Regions from separate parts of the Homo sapiens genome. Here region 1 is linked to region 2. A link is a contact called in ENCODE Hi-C data. All regions are on one chromosome and are shown on one strand. The core of a region is the stretch at or near the end of the contact, and the rest is flanking DNA. Distances in the headings are between cores, read along the strand shown.

The links. Hi-C counts contacts between places; a loop is a spot of excess contacts on that map. Pooled maps may share reads with other maps.
Region 1: a pooled map shows a loop between it and region 2 (2.6-fold over the local background). The contact joins two enhancer-like sites. A Hi-C loop is called at or near these places in 2 of 50 pooled maps.

The regions. Positions count from the first base shown.
Region 1 is chr10:87,754,599-87,761,683 of GRCh38, reverse strand. It overlaps ATAD1 (ATPase family AAA domain containing 1), which reads left to right. Exons shown (of 10, transcript NM_001321967.2): 9 at 4,762-4,895; 10 at 6,877-7,085. The coding sequence ends at 6,997. Among named protein-coding and RNA genes, the nearest start is that of ATAD1, 60 kb to the left of the region's middle. Within about 2 kb of position 1,288, at least 2 of the 41 ENCODE cell types and tissues checked have a DNase peak (open chromatin) inside an H3K27ac peak, as active enhancers do.
Region 2 is chr10:87,199,368-87,206,533 of GRCh38, reverse strand. No RefSeq gene overlaps it. Among named protein-coding and RNA genes, the nearest start is that of NUTM2A, 22 kb to the left of the region's middle. RefSeq lists enhancers at 395-896, 5,397-5,496 and a silencer at 2,745-2,794. Within about 2 kb of position 2,918, at least 16 of the 41 ENCODE cell types and tissues checked have a DNase peak (open chromatin) inside an H3K27ac peak, as active enhancers do.

The DNA of each region.
Region 1 (7,085 bases), core at 39-2,538, 560 kb before region 2:
TTTTCATGGCTACAGGGAATTTTTTTTTTAGACAATCTCTGCTTTGTCACCCAGGCTAGAGTGCAGTGGCACAATCTCAGCTCACTGCAGCCTCCCTGGGCTCAAGTGATCCCCCCGCCTCAGCCCCCTGAGTAGCTGGGACTATAGGTGCATGCACCACACCCAGCGAATTTTTTGTATTTTTAGTAGAAATGGGGTTTCGCCATGTTGCCCAGGCTGGTCTAGAACTCCTGAGCTCAAGAGATCCACCCATCTCAGCCTCCCAAAGTGCTAGGATTACAAGCATGAGCCATCCCACCCAGCAGATACAGGGAATTTTTAGCAATTCTGTTATTCATAAAACCACAAAGTATAGTCTCTAATCAGTTTTATGTTGCAAAATACGAATGCTCTCTGGATAATTGCTGACATGAGAACATCTCGTCATTTCCCACTGGTTGGTATTTATATGCTGAAGGATTACTGCTACTTCAATAAAATCTGAAGAAAATTAATTTAATTTTGTTAAAGATGCCTCAAATCAGTAGCACATATATTTATTTGGTAAACTGAGCACTGTCATACTTATACATTGTGGAGCTAAATAAGGGTTTTTTGTTGTTTTTTTTTTAAATTCACATGAACTTCCAGACTTTGAGTTCATCTTCTCTGAATAAAAGATTGAAGCTTTTGAAATGATACTGTGTTCTACTCTTTTACAATTATTTTATTGATAGGTATTCCTTAACATGATTCGCTTATTTTAAAAAGATAGTGTAGTGATTTTGGCTTAAGGTTTTAAGTATAAAAAGAATTAGCACTGATAAAATTTATACCCTATAAAAGTATTTCGTCTGACTTTAAGGAGGTAGCTTTTTTCCCTATACAAACTGACCTGAAATTACTTTTGTATGATATAGCAGCAATAGTTTTTGTTTTTTGTTTTGAGACAGAACTGACAGTCTCCTACATTCTAGCTGACCAGCCTCATCATTCTAGCCAGACTGGAATGCAGTGGTGTAATCCTAGCTCACTGCAGCCTTGAACTCCTTGGCTCAAGTGATCCTCCTGCCTCAACCTCCTGAGTAGCTAGACACACCCAGCTAGTTAACAAAATTTTTTTTGTTGAGATGGGGTCTGTGTTAGCCCGTTCTCAAACCGCTATAAAGAACTACCTGAGACTGGATAACTTATGAAGAAAAGAGGTTTAATTGACTCACCGTTCCACAAGCTGTACAGGAAGCATGGCTGGGAGGCCTCAGGAAACTTAACAATCATGGTCAAAGGCGAAGGGGAAGCAAGCATGTCTTACCATGGCAGAGCAGGAGTGGGAGAGAGTGAAGGGGGAAGTGCCACACATTTTTAAACCATCAGATCTTGAGAGAACTCACTCACTATCATGAGAACAAGGGGGAAGTCTGTCCCCATAATCCAATCACTTCCCACCAGGTCCCTCCCCCTAACACTGGGAATTAAATTCAACATGAGACTTCGGTGGGGACACAGAGCCAGACCATATCAGGGTCTCATCATTTGCCCCAGCTGGTCTTGAAATAAAATTATAAGTGTAAAATGCTTAGAGTACATAGATGTTATTTACAAGTATACTATTAATGGTGGATATAATAATAAACAACTGCATAAGTAAGTATCATTCTTTCAAGCTATTTTAGAAGTCTGTTAACTTATTCTGCTGTTGCTGCCTATACTCAAAAGCTTTTTAACTTGGGAATTGCCTTCAGAGTTGCCTAATGAAAAGAGTTCTCATTATTTCATGGTTTATCTAAAAGCTATTATCTTAGAACAAAATGAGCTACTTTTAGAGTGCTTGCTATGTGCCAAGCATTTTGGTGAGCTATACATTGTTTTATTTAATCCTCATTTATCTAAGGAGTACATATTAGTCCTATTTTACAGCTGAGGAAACTGAAACCCAGAGAAGTTTTGTAATAACTTGCCCAGGATTACACAAAGAAGTGATGGAGCCTACTCTTAACCATTAGGGTATGGTACCTCTTAATTAAATCTTGCTCCCCCAGTGACTGGAATCTTCTTTTCTTTGTTTTCTTATACTTGGTTGGTTCATCTTTCTAACTGTATCATCTTATCAGGCACAAGATTTGTGAGTGGTTAGAACATAGGGTGGCCCAACAACGGAGTGGTCAAAAGACAGGAGGAAGTGTTGGATGTTTAATTTTTAACATCTCAGAGTATAGTTTGGAAAGCTCTTTAAAGTAGTTTGTTAAATGTATGAAATATTTCAAACATATAAACAAATAGCCCCATTATCTTCCACCCATATTTAACAGGCAATTTTAATATATTTCCACATTTGCTTCATTTTTTTTTTAATTAAGTACAGCCTTAAGCAACCACTGGCCACTTCCCATTATCACCGTCATTGGTAACCTGCTGTCCAGGAGTTGATAGAGTTTATCAATCCCGTGAATATATGTGAACAGATACCTAATGCATGTGTATAGGTATATGTTATTTTTATTCTTTTTACAAACAGTAGAAAAATTAGATCCTTGTATGTGTCTGTTTCTTAAGGACACATGAGAAGAGTTTCTCAATTCACAAAAAATTAAAAACTACAAAGGAAAGAGAATAGAGAAGTCTGACTATAATCAGACTTAAAGCTTCTGTGTCACGGGGTAACATGAACAAAGTGAAAAAACAAGCCACAATGAAAATATTTGCAACCCTATAACCATCAAAGGACTAAGATCTAAATTATATACATGTATGTACATGAGATCACAGGTGCTGTCACCGGTCCTAAGAACTCACTGATGTGGCAGTACATGAGACATAAGTTAAAAATCTTCCAGTATTGTGAATTTGCCCATTTTTATATGTAATTATATAAATTTCTGCTGTATATGTTTTGAGGCCATGTTACATGTATGTCTACAGGGGCAGAATTGTTGTATTTTTCTGGTGAATTTTTTTTTATCATTATATAATGACTTCTCAATTATGCATTTTGAGTAAAAATCTGATGTAACTAGAACTACATTAGCTTTCTTTTTATTAATCGTTGATGTCTTTCAGTCTTTTACTTCCTGCTTTTCTTTGTTTTTATTTCAAATGTAACACAAAGACTGTTTTTTTCCCTTTAGCATAAGTATTGTCTATTATAAACCTCAAATAGCTACATTTTGGGTTCTTTTGTATAAAATCTTTTACCAGCCAAGTTTAGTCTATTTGCATTTATGGTAATTACTCATAAATTTGGATTCATTCATTATTATTTTAATGCTTTCCATTTATTATGCTTTTTCTTTGCTTATTTGTCCCAACCCTCTAGTCCTGAGTTTGTTAATACTGCTCTTGTATTCTTTATTCTGTTTTTCTCCCTTCCTCTATTGGTTTGGAAATTACACATTCTCTTTCTTCCTTTAGTGTACCCTTTCTATCCTTTAGTGGTACCTATGTATTTTGACATACATACATAAAGTCTAAGTTAATAATATCTGTACCCTCTTTTTAATGCTTTAATTGTAACACTTTAGAGTACTTTAATGTAGATGTCTCCTCTGTCTTACATGTCCTTATTGTACAGCATTTTAGCTCCACTTTGTTTTTGTACCCCAAATGATTATGACTACTATAATAACTATTATTACTACTATTTATATAGCTAAAGTTTATTTAGATTTATCCATGTATTTACCATTTGCTTTGCTTATCATTGCTGCTTGCACTCCTGCCCTCTGGGTTCAGTTTCTTTTTATCAAAAAACATGATTTATCTTCATGTAACCCTCATGTTTAGGAATGAGAGCACTGTCATGTGAGGTCACAGTTGCAGAGCTGGCAGTGTTGTCTCACCTTCAAGTCTCTTGTCCTTGTGTAGAGTTGCTGTTCTTCCTAAAACACTGTGTCTTCCACGTATACAAATGGGAATTTAGTAAATATAATACAAATACAAATGGGAATTTAGTAACTATAAGGTGTCATTTCACATCAGTGGGGGAAAGTAAATGTTGCTGTAACAAGTGATGAGCTGAACAGGGGAAAAATACAGCTGGACCTCACTATATTGTGTTCAAATCCTGGCTCTGACCGTGTTTACCTGTCCAGGTCTCATGATTCTTATCTGAAAATGAAATTGATAGTTTCTGAGAAGATTAAATGAGAATAATACATGCAAAGTGCTTACCCCAGTGAATGAGACATAAGAATCATTTACTAGATGGTAGTTATAGATTTTTTTCTTGCTTATTTTCTCTTCTTAATCTGTACATAAGTTTAGTATGATTAGACTATCTCAAGTCTATTATGTGGCTAGGACAGTCACTTAATTGGCTTGACTATAAGCTTAGCTTGAGGAGCAAAAGTATAGGTGCTAAATTCATGTTGAGATAATAGAATACCAAGCATTACAATTAAAAGGAATGTTGAGTGTTTTGTTTTTTTTTTTTTGTAATGGACTCTTGATGTAGGTTATTTGCCAAGTACTGTATGTTGAATGTATTACAGAAAAATGTCACCTTGGTACCTTCTTGAGAGATATCAAAGAAAGTCCAATATCCGTTCTTCCCCATCACTCTACAGTGTATCTAGTAATAATTATTTGTCTTAATCATAAGGACAAATAATGAAAATTATATTTCAAATTTCTAAGCTTTTGTGGTTAAAAAAAGCTTCTAGAAACTATTGTTTCTCCTCCCATGCAGTTATAATATGCTTAACTTTCTTTAAGATGGGTGTTTGGTAGTATCATTTACAATATATTTATTTTTGTTTTTTAAGCATGTTTTTATATTTGTTTAAGGTGGATAGGCATGTAGACCTGCTAGAAGTTGCCCAGGAAACTGATGGGTTTTCAGGAAGTGACCTAAAAGAGATGTGTCGAGATGCTGCCCTCCTCTGTGTTAGAGAATATGTTAATTCTACATCAGAAGAAAGGTATGTTATTTTGACTTGATTTTTAACACTTGTCAAAATCTTTTAGAGCTTTTAGGTTAGTTTCTTTTATTTTGCTTTATATTAGAAACACCGCTTATGAAATAAAAGGTAAATTTGGATTATCACCCCCTGCAACTTTATTTATTGCCATTTTTCCAAAGCAGAATTCTGAAAATGAAGGAGGGCAGAATTGTGGGAAGGGTCTAGAATGAAGGAGAAAAAAGGTGAATTTCTTCTGATGATCCGTGGAAATTTCACATGTAAATGTGAGGGGAAATTTCCCATGTAAATTGGAGATATTGAAGACTAGACCTCAATTTGTTAACGAAAATGTATTTACTGAACAAAGAAACCATTTATCACTGCAGCAATTTTACTTGGAACCAGTTCCAAAGTATAGTGAAGTTGAGAATCCAATTTTTTTAACAGCCTTATTTCAGCAAAGATACTAATGAACTGGAATAGTTCAGCCCTGGTGAACCATGTCCTAAAGGAAGTTTCCTAAAATGCCACTTGCCTGGAACCAGTATTATACTGCATTTCTTTTCAGAATATCAGCCTTCTAACAATTTCTGTGATTCTTGGTGAACTCCAGTGTACTTTTAGGGGTTGTGTTAAAGGAATTCTCCAACTCTTGTCCCTTTGTCTCTTGGTCTCCCTTCCTCACCTTCCTAGGGATTTCACTCCTTGCCTGTGGTATTCATATATTTAATTGCAGTGTGTTGCCATAGCAAACTTCAGCAAAAAAATGTTTTGCGAGCTTTGATATAGAAAGGTCTGCATGAAAGCTACTCTGTCAACTGGTAGCTGTATATGCAGTGGCTCTGGTCTCATCATCGTTAGTGCACCCTCAGAATCTACCTTCCAAAGGTTTTATTCTTTTTTTTGAGACGGAGTTTCGCTCTTTTGCCCAGGCTGGAGTGAAGTGGTGTGATCTCGGCTCACTGCAACCTCTCTCCCCAGGTTCAAGCGATTCTCCTGTCTCAGTCTCAGCTGGGATTATAGGCGCCCATCACCATGCCCGGCTAATTTTTGTATTTTTAGTAGAGACGGGATTTCGACATGTTGGCCAGGCTGGTCTCGAACTCCTGACCTCAGGTGATCCACCCGCCTTGGCCTCCCAAAGTGCTAGGGTTACAGGTGTGAGCCACCGCTACTGGCCAGGTTTTTATTCTTATATATAAGATTAAGAGGAGAAATAACCAACCAGTTCGTAAATTTTGCTTAGGTAAATTACACTAATAATGAAAGATCTATTTTTTTGCTGCCTCAAAGCCCTGAAAACTGTATTTCAGTATGAAAAGTCTGGCTAGTTTTATATTTCCTGAATTTCATATTTTATAATTTTATATTTCAGTATGAAAAATCTGGATGGACTTGGGTTATAACTTTTTCCTGAATGTTTTTCCCTGAATATCTGTAAATTACAAGGGAGCCATAATATTCTGGACTTTGTTTCTCATTGAAGTAGGGAGGATTTGGATTAGTTGATTTTTACTGATAGTGAAGAATTTTACTCTCAATTTGTAAAAAGCAAAACATGCATGTAAGTATATACCTAGAAATGCTACTTTTTAATTACAGTTTTCATGGGAATAACGTGATTTTTTAAATTGGAATTATATTCCCATTTCAATAAACCATATAACATTTTTTACCTTATGGTAATATTGTGTACTTATAGATGTGAAGTCTTTGTAGCTATTTTAGCTTCCTACTTCTTAGCACTCAGTGCTTTTAAAAAATTCCTTATGATTTCTCTATGTGTAGATAATTCCTGGAAGCATTTACATGAAGCTGTTCATTGTGGTTGTCTTTGGGGTCTTGAATGGTAAAGAGATTTCATTTTTATACCCTTTTCTACAGTTGAAAACAAAATTTTTTTTTTACCACATGCATCTCTTTTAAATCTTGGTAAAATATTTTAGGGAGGCATATTCTAAAGTTATTTGAGTATTTGATGGTTTTGTTTGCATTTTAGCCATGACGAAGATGAAATTCGGCCTGTTCAACAGCAGGACCTGCATCGGGCAATTGAAAAGATGAAGAAATCAAAGGATGCAGCATTTCAGAATGTTTTAACACATGTTTGTTTAGATTAAGAGTAAAGATCATTTGTACAGTTCAGTGATCTAGTTTGGTGTGTCCTCTTATCAGTTAGTGGAAATAGAACGGAAAGAGTGCTCTTTA
Region 2 (7,166 bases), core at 1,669-4,168:
ATTACAGGCATGCGCTACCACGCCCGGCTAATTTTGTCTGCCTTCCTTCCTTTCTTTCCTTTCTTTCTTTCAACGGAGTTTTGCTCTTGTTGCCCAGGCTGGAGTGCAATGGCGTGATCTCGGCTCACCGCAACCTCTGCCTCCCGGGTTCAAGCGATTCTCCTGCCTTAGCCTCCCAAGTAGCTGGGATTACAGGCATGTGCCACCACGCCCGGCTACTTTTGTATTTTTAGTAGAAACGGGGTTTCTCCATGTTGGCCAGGCTGGTCTCGAACTCCCGACCTCAGGTAATCCGCCTGCCTCGGCCTCCCAAAGTGCTGAGATTACAGGCGTGAGCCACTGCGCCAGGCCTAATTTTGTATTTTTTAGTAGAGACTGGGTTTCTCCATGTTGGTCAGGCTCGTCTCGAACTCCGGACCTCAGGTGATCTGCCTGTCTCGGCCCCCCAAAGTGCTGGGATTACAGGTGTGAGCCACTGCGCCGGGCCTGGCAACTCACTTTCAAGCTGGCTGGGCTTGGCTCCTCACATTTGTGCATTCTGAACACAGGCTGCAGGGACAGCTGCTACCCCCAGGGAAAGCTCTTTTCGTGGTGAAGGGAGAAGCATAAAAAGGCAAGCTGCATTGTGCATATGCATATCTGTGTCTCTCCTTATGTTGTGTCATCCAATATCCCATTGGCCAAAGCACGTCACATAGCCAAGCTCCAAATCAAGGGTCAGAGAAGTAAATGATATCTTTTTCCTGAGGGGAACTGCAACACTACAGGGCAATGGACACAGCCACAGGGAGGGGTGAAGAATTCAGGTGGACAATGCAATGAACCATGCTGATGTTTCCTGGAGCTGGGATCTTCAGGAGCCTGTGCTTGGCTGTGCCCATCCAGTCACCAAGGAGGAACCCCCCTACTGCAGAGCTGCTTTGGGGCCTCGATGCCATTGTTGCCAAACTGACATTCCATGATGAAAATGGACTGTAATTTGTACAGCTATTTGCCAGTTGTTTTTTCTATTTTGCACTGTGGAAATCTTTGCCCAAATTACTGCAAGAGTCTCGAGCATCCTGCTGTCGTAAGTGCAGAGTCAAAGGAAGAAAACGATGATTTTTTAAACCATCTTTCTGCTTTCTAGTCTCACCTGAGTGCCTCACATTTGGCAGAATCAACCTGGAATCCTGCTCATAAGACTATCAGGGAAATATAATTTCCAGACTTCCATTTCCAGAAAAATGTAATAAATACTTTTAAAGGGGATGGAGATGGTACCGTGTGCTAACCCCACTCTGAGACAAACCTGGGTCACAGGAACCATAGGGAAGATGTCTGCAGTAGAAGGGGACCTCGAAGTACTCAAGTACTTGGCTCACAACAGCACTATTCACATAAAGCCTGGCCTGCCCCTTGGTGACCTCCTTCCCTTACGCCTCTAGACTCTACTAGGTGATCAGAAATCCCTGCAAGCTAGTTGGGGAGGGAAGAGTGAAAGTGAAAAATGGAGAGGAAACACTGCTACCCGCCCAATGCCTGAAGCCAAATGCAAGCCTGGGCCAGGCTTGGGGGAGGAATCAAGAGGAAGCTTAAACTTAAAATGAAATCGAAAGTTTAGACTCCTACATGGGATTGGACATTTTAAATGCTGAACAGAGCCTATTTTTATAGCTAGAAGTTACAGGACAAATTTTTGGTTAACTGAGAATGATCCAAAAATCATGTGAATTTTGTGATCCAGAAAGTCACAGAACATGCCCTAGATTTTATCCCAGGGGCAGGGAGGAGTGACCTGCAGAGCAAGTTTGAATTGGTAAATAGAAAACAAGAATAAAATAGTTTGCTGTTTACATTCCATAAGCCTGGCTCTTTCAACATCATGGGTATATTTCTTGGTTGAATTTAGTATGCCACTATGACTCCGGATTGTGATATTTGCCTAGGATGTTTTGTCCTAATATTTAGTATGGAATTATTTGCCCAAATCACCTGCCCCTCTCCACTTGTAGCTTTATTTCAAGAGGTATGTTTCTCAAAGTGGAGTGACTGCCAGAGTGGGAGAAAGGAGCTAGCCCTTACAGCTGTAGTAGGTCTTTGTACATCAGCTTGGTAAATCTGCAAAGCCCCCCACCTTCCCCCCTCCCACCACCCCCAATCCCCACCCCGCCAGGAGCCTTCCCCACGTGTGGACAAGAGAGAAGGGAGGATCTGGGAGGATGTGCTGTTTCTCAGGGTCCCACAGCTAGAAGGTGGTGGAGCTAGAATTTAAATCACATTCCAAATGTCTAAAAATACTATCATTATCACATATTACCAGAGACACCTCAAAAAAGACAGAGACGCCCTGCAGGGCCGCAACATTCCCGCAGCCTGGTAGGGTCTGCTGGGGGCCCCATGCCTGTGAGAGCCGCTCCTGCCGCTGCAGCACCGGGGAGGCTGTGCATTCAACGAGTCCTTCCTCCCTTCTCCTTTCATTCCATTCCTGCCTTCCTTCCTCCCTTCCCCCTCCGCTCCTTCCCCTAGACCTTCCTTCCGCCCTCCCTACCCCCCGCACGTCTCTCCCTACCATCCTTCTTTCTGTGTGAATTATCTGTTCATCTCCATTGCTGCAGTACCGTCTGGCAAATGATCTGCTTGGATCCTCCTGGCTTTTTGAGAATCGGCTGGCATCAGGGTGCTGACTGACAAACTTCCCGGGGTCTGGGCACGGTGGGGACGGAGCCTGCAGACGGCGGTGTCCCCGCTAGAAGAGCCGTGGGGACGTGATTAACAGGTCAGGCCGGGCCGCGAGGTGGCGGAGGGGCCGCGCTTGCGGGCGTGGGGCGCTGGCAGAACGCGATCCGCGGCCTGTGGCCCGCAGCCGGACCCGAGCGCCAGCCTCCCGCAGCGTGTCTCCAGCGCCCTCTACTGTTCAGCATCCTCCCCGCCGCGAGGGGAGCCGCGGAAGGGGATTCTGGCTGTGACCGCAGAGCAGGTATTAAAGGATGGATTTGGAGGTGCGAGGCCATACATTGACAACGGGTATACCATGCGTCCCAAAACCTTCCAGCGTGTCCCCTTCCAAACACTACCTCTCCCTCCCCACCAAAATAACCAAAATAACCAACGACCTGATTTTTATGGCAAACACTGCTTTTACCACCTAACCATGCAACTTCTCTCTCTCTCTCTCTCTCTCTCTCACACACACACACACACACACACACACACACACACACATATATATGAAGCCTGTTGTGATTTTGGTTGGGATTGCATTGAGATTTTCTTCTTTTTCCTTTTCTTTTTTTTTTTGAGACGGAGTCTTGCTCTGTCGCCCAGGCTGGAGTGCAGTGGCCTGATCTTGGCTCACTGCAAGCTCCGCCTCCCGGGTTCACGCCATTCTCCTGCCTCAGCCTCCCGAGTAGCTGGGACTACAGGCGCCCGCCATCACGCCCGGCTTATTTTTTGTATTTTTTTTTTTTTTAGTAGAGACGGGGGTTTCACCGTGTTAACCAGGATGGTCTCGATCTCCTGACCTCGTGATCTGCCCGCCTCAGCCTCCCAAAGTGCTGGGATTACAGGCGTGAGGCACTGCGCCTGGGGTTGCACTGAGTTTATAAGTCAATTCAGGGGAGAATTGACATCTTTAAAATACTGGGTCATCTAATCAGTTCACATGGTATGTACTTCTGTTTATTTACCTCTTCTCTCATTTCTCTAAATAATAAAGTGTCATGGACATCTTTTCATTAAATTTTTCCCCAGACATTTGAATTTTTATGCTACCATAAATGGTATTGTTTTAAAATGTTTTATTTTCTAACTCTTGCTGGTGTACAGAAATAAAGTTGGTTTTCCTATTTTGACCATTTATTCAGTCATGCTAAACTCACTAATTCTAATAACTTGTCTCTGGATTCTTTTGAGTTGTTAATAATACATACATAGTTTTGTATCTTAGGTCCAATCTTAGTATTTTTATTTCAACTTTTTTGCCTTATTACTCTTGTTAGGAATACCAGGAAAGTATTGAATACAAGTGATGATAATGGACATCTTCGTCTTATTTCTGTTCTCAGGAATGTTTCCACATTTCATTATTAAGGAAAATATTTACCATAGTTGTAGCTCCTTGAGATAAACAGTGTTAAAATTTTTTGGCCACTCTCCATTGATTTAATGTATGGTTTTCTAAAAACGAAATATTTTACATACTGTTTCTGAGTAAGATTTTTTACCCAATGCACTGTAAACACCAAAATCATATATTTTTATATAGTTTTACTTGGCTTACCTTGTTTTTTTGCTTTAACTTGAAAAATATTTCCCTGTTGTTAGGCCAGGCGCAGTGGCTCACGCCTGTAATCCCAGCACTTTGGGAGAGCGAGGCGGGAGGTTCACCTAAGCCTGAGAGTCTGAGACCAGTCTGGCCAACATGGAGAAACCCCATCTCTATTAAAAATACAAAATTAGCCAGGCATGGAGGCGCATGCCTGTAATCCCAGCTACTCGGGAGGCTGAGGCAGAAGAATTGCTTGAACCTGAGAGGTGGAGGTTGCGGTGAGCCAAGATCATGCCATTGCACTCCAGCCTGGGCAACAAGAGCAAAACTCTGTCTCAAAAAGAAAAAAATTCCCTGTTTATTCTTTTTTTATAATCGTTTTATTGAGATATAATTCACATATATGATTCATCCATTTAAAATGTATAATTCGATGGTTATTGGAATATTTACATTTCTGTTTAATTCCCTCAATTAATTTTTAAATCAACTTGTCAACTCGTATAGGCCATCCCTCAGGGACTTTGTTTATTGTTGAATTAACTCTGTATAGTACATCTTCCCAAACAGCAGGAGCACAGTAGAGTGTTCCACTAATTCTTGTCTCCTTTTATTTCCCTCATGATATTTAAATCATTTGCTTTCAATAAATTAAGCTCTTAAAGTTTTTGGTTTTATCTGTGAGCATGATTATTTTTATTTAGAATTATGTATTACTGTTATATGGTAATATAATTTTGTAAATCTGTTATGTGTAATTATTACTAGCATATTTTTTATTTCCTGGGATTATTTTTCTTAATATATATTCTAGTTATTCAAAATAGTGACATTTTAATTTATTTAAGACTTCCTGTTACAATTACATACGTATTTTTATTCTCAAATCATATAGCCAGCATTTCTACTGCTGAACAAAATGCTTTGAAATATCAATAATACATATATCTGACTTTTATCTAGAATACATATGTCTGATCAGTAAAAAGACAAACAACCCAATAAGATAAATGTGCAGATGACTTGAGAGACACTTCACAAATGAAGGTATACAAATGGCCAATGAGCACATGAAAAGTTGTGCGTCATTAGTCATCAGTGAAAGAGAAACCAAAACCAGGAGGTTCCACTTTACCGCCTCTAGAATGGCTACAGTGAAAATGACTGACATCTCAAATATTGGCAAGGATGTACAACAACTGGAAGCCTCCGTTTTGGCTGCGGAGAGTGTAAAATTGCACAACTTTGGAGCACTGTTTGGCAGATTCTTCTCAAGTTAAATATATACTTATCCAATAAACTGACAATCTCAGTCCGAGCTATTTAAATCCCTGCCCCAACAAAAACTTACGTCCACAACAAGACTTGTTTTAAAAATGTTTTTAGCAGCTTTATTCATAATAGTTCGAAACTGGAAAGAACTCAAATGACTTCAACAGACGAATGGATAATATATTCACACATTGATATATTACTGAACAATAAAAATGAATAAACTGCTGATTCACATAAAAATATGGATAAGCCTGAAAAACATTCTTAGGTTAAAAAAAGCCAGTTACAAAGGAATATATACTGTATGATTTCATTTACATGAAGTCCAAACACAGATCAAACTAGTGTATAGTGATAGAAATCAGAATGGTGGTTGGCCATCATGGATGGAGACTGACTGGAAGTGGAGATGAACGAAAATTCTAGGGTGATGGAAATGCTCCATATCTTGTTTGGGGTTCAGTTACATGAATGTATATATTTGTCAAAACTCTAAATTGTACACTTAAGACCTGTGCATTTAACTATACGTTTTCATGCAATTTTTTTTTAAATTCCAAGAAAAAGGATCTGATTGACCCAATTTGAGTCAGGCATCCTACTGTCTTTGCATAGTCAGTTTTTGCCAAGGAATCCAAACAAGCAGTATAGACGTGACCTAGAGAAGGGGCACCAGCATGGGCTTGGCTCCCACCCACAAAGTTCCAATATCTCCTACGTGATGTCAGTTTTGGGGACCAAAACCATATCATCTTTTTCTATTATTTGGATGTGATCTCTTTATTTATGTATGTTTGTTGTTGTTTTTATTTTTTAGAGACAGGGTCTCGCTTTGTCATCCAGGCTGGAGTGTAGTGGCAGATCATAGCTCACTGCAGCCTCAAACTTCCGGGCTCAAGTGATCTTCCTGCCTCAGCCTCCTGAGTAGTGTGTCACCATGCCTGGCTAATTTTTTTTTTTTTTAGTGTTTTATAGAGACAAGATCTTGCTATGTTGTCCAGGCTGGTCTCCAATTCCTGGCCTCAAGCAATCCTCCCGTCTCAGGCTCCCAAGGTACAGGGATTATGGGAGTGAGCCACCACACCGGGACTGATCTTTCTAACACAGGGAAATTGTATTCTTTAGAAGTGAGGGAATATTTCCTAGTAATTTGATCAAGTAAAAATAATTATAATAAAGAAGGTAAAATCAAGCCCTAATTCCCCATGTAGGGGAATAATGATATCATTTTGGTAAGATTCTTCCAGACAGTATGATTAGGATGTTACATAAATCAAACTGTGCTATATACAGTATGCAGAGAAGGACAATTCCTTAGCTTGTCTAAAGTCTGATAGTGTGAAGAATTTGCTGACCTGCTCTCCATGCCTGTCTGAGCACGAGTGAAGTGAATCAGAGAGAGATTGCAAGATGGAGAAAGGAGGTACAGTTGGAGAGAGTGGAGGGGGCAGGAAAGACCAGACAGAGCTGCATCTCCCATGAAAACAACTGTGTACATATGATAGAGTGAGTACATAGAGTACATAGAAGAGTGAGCTCTGAAAGAACTCTCACATGGACCCCAGAAAGAGGAGTACTCAACGCCTGCTGCACAGAAGGCATCAGCAGTTAAGTACTGGCTAGAAAAGCAGAGTCCATCAAA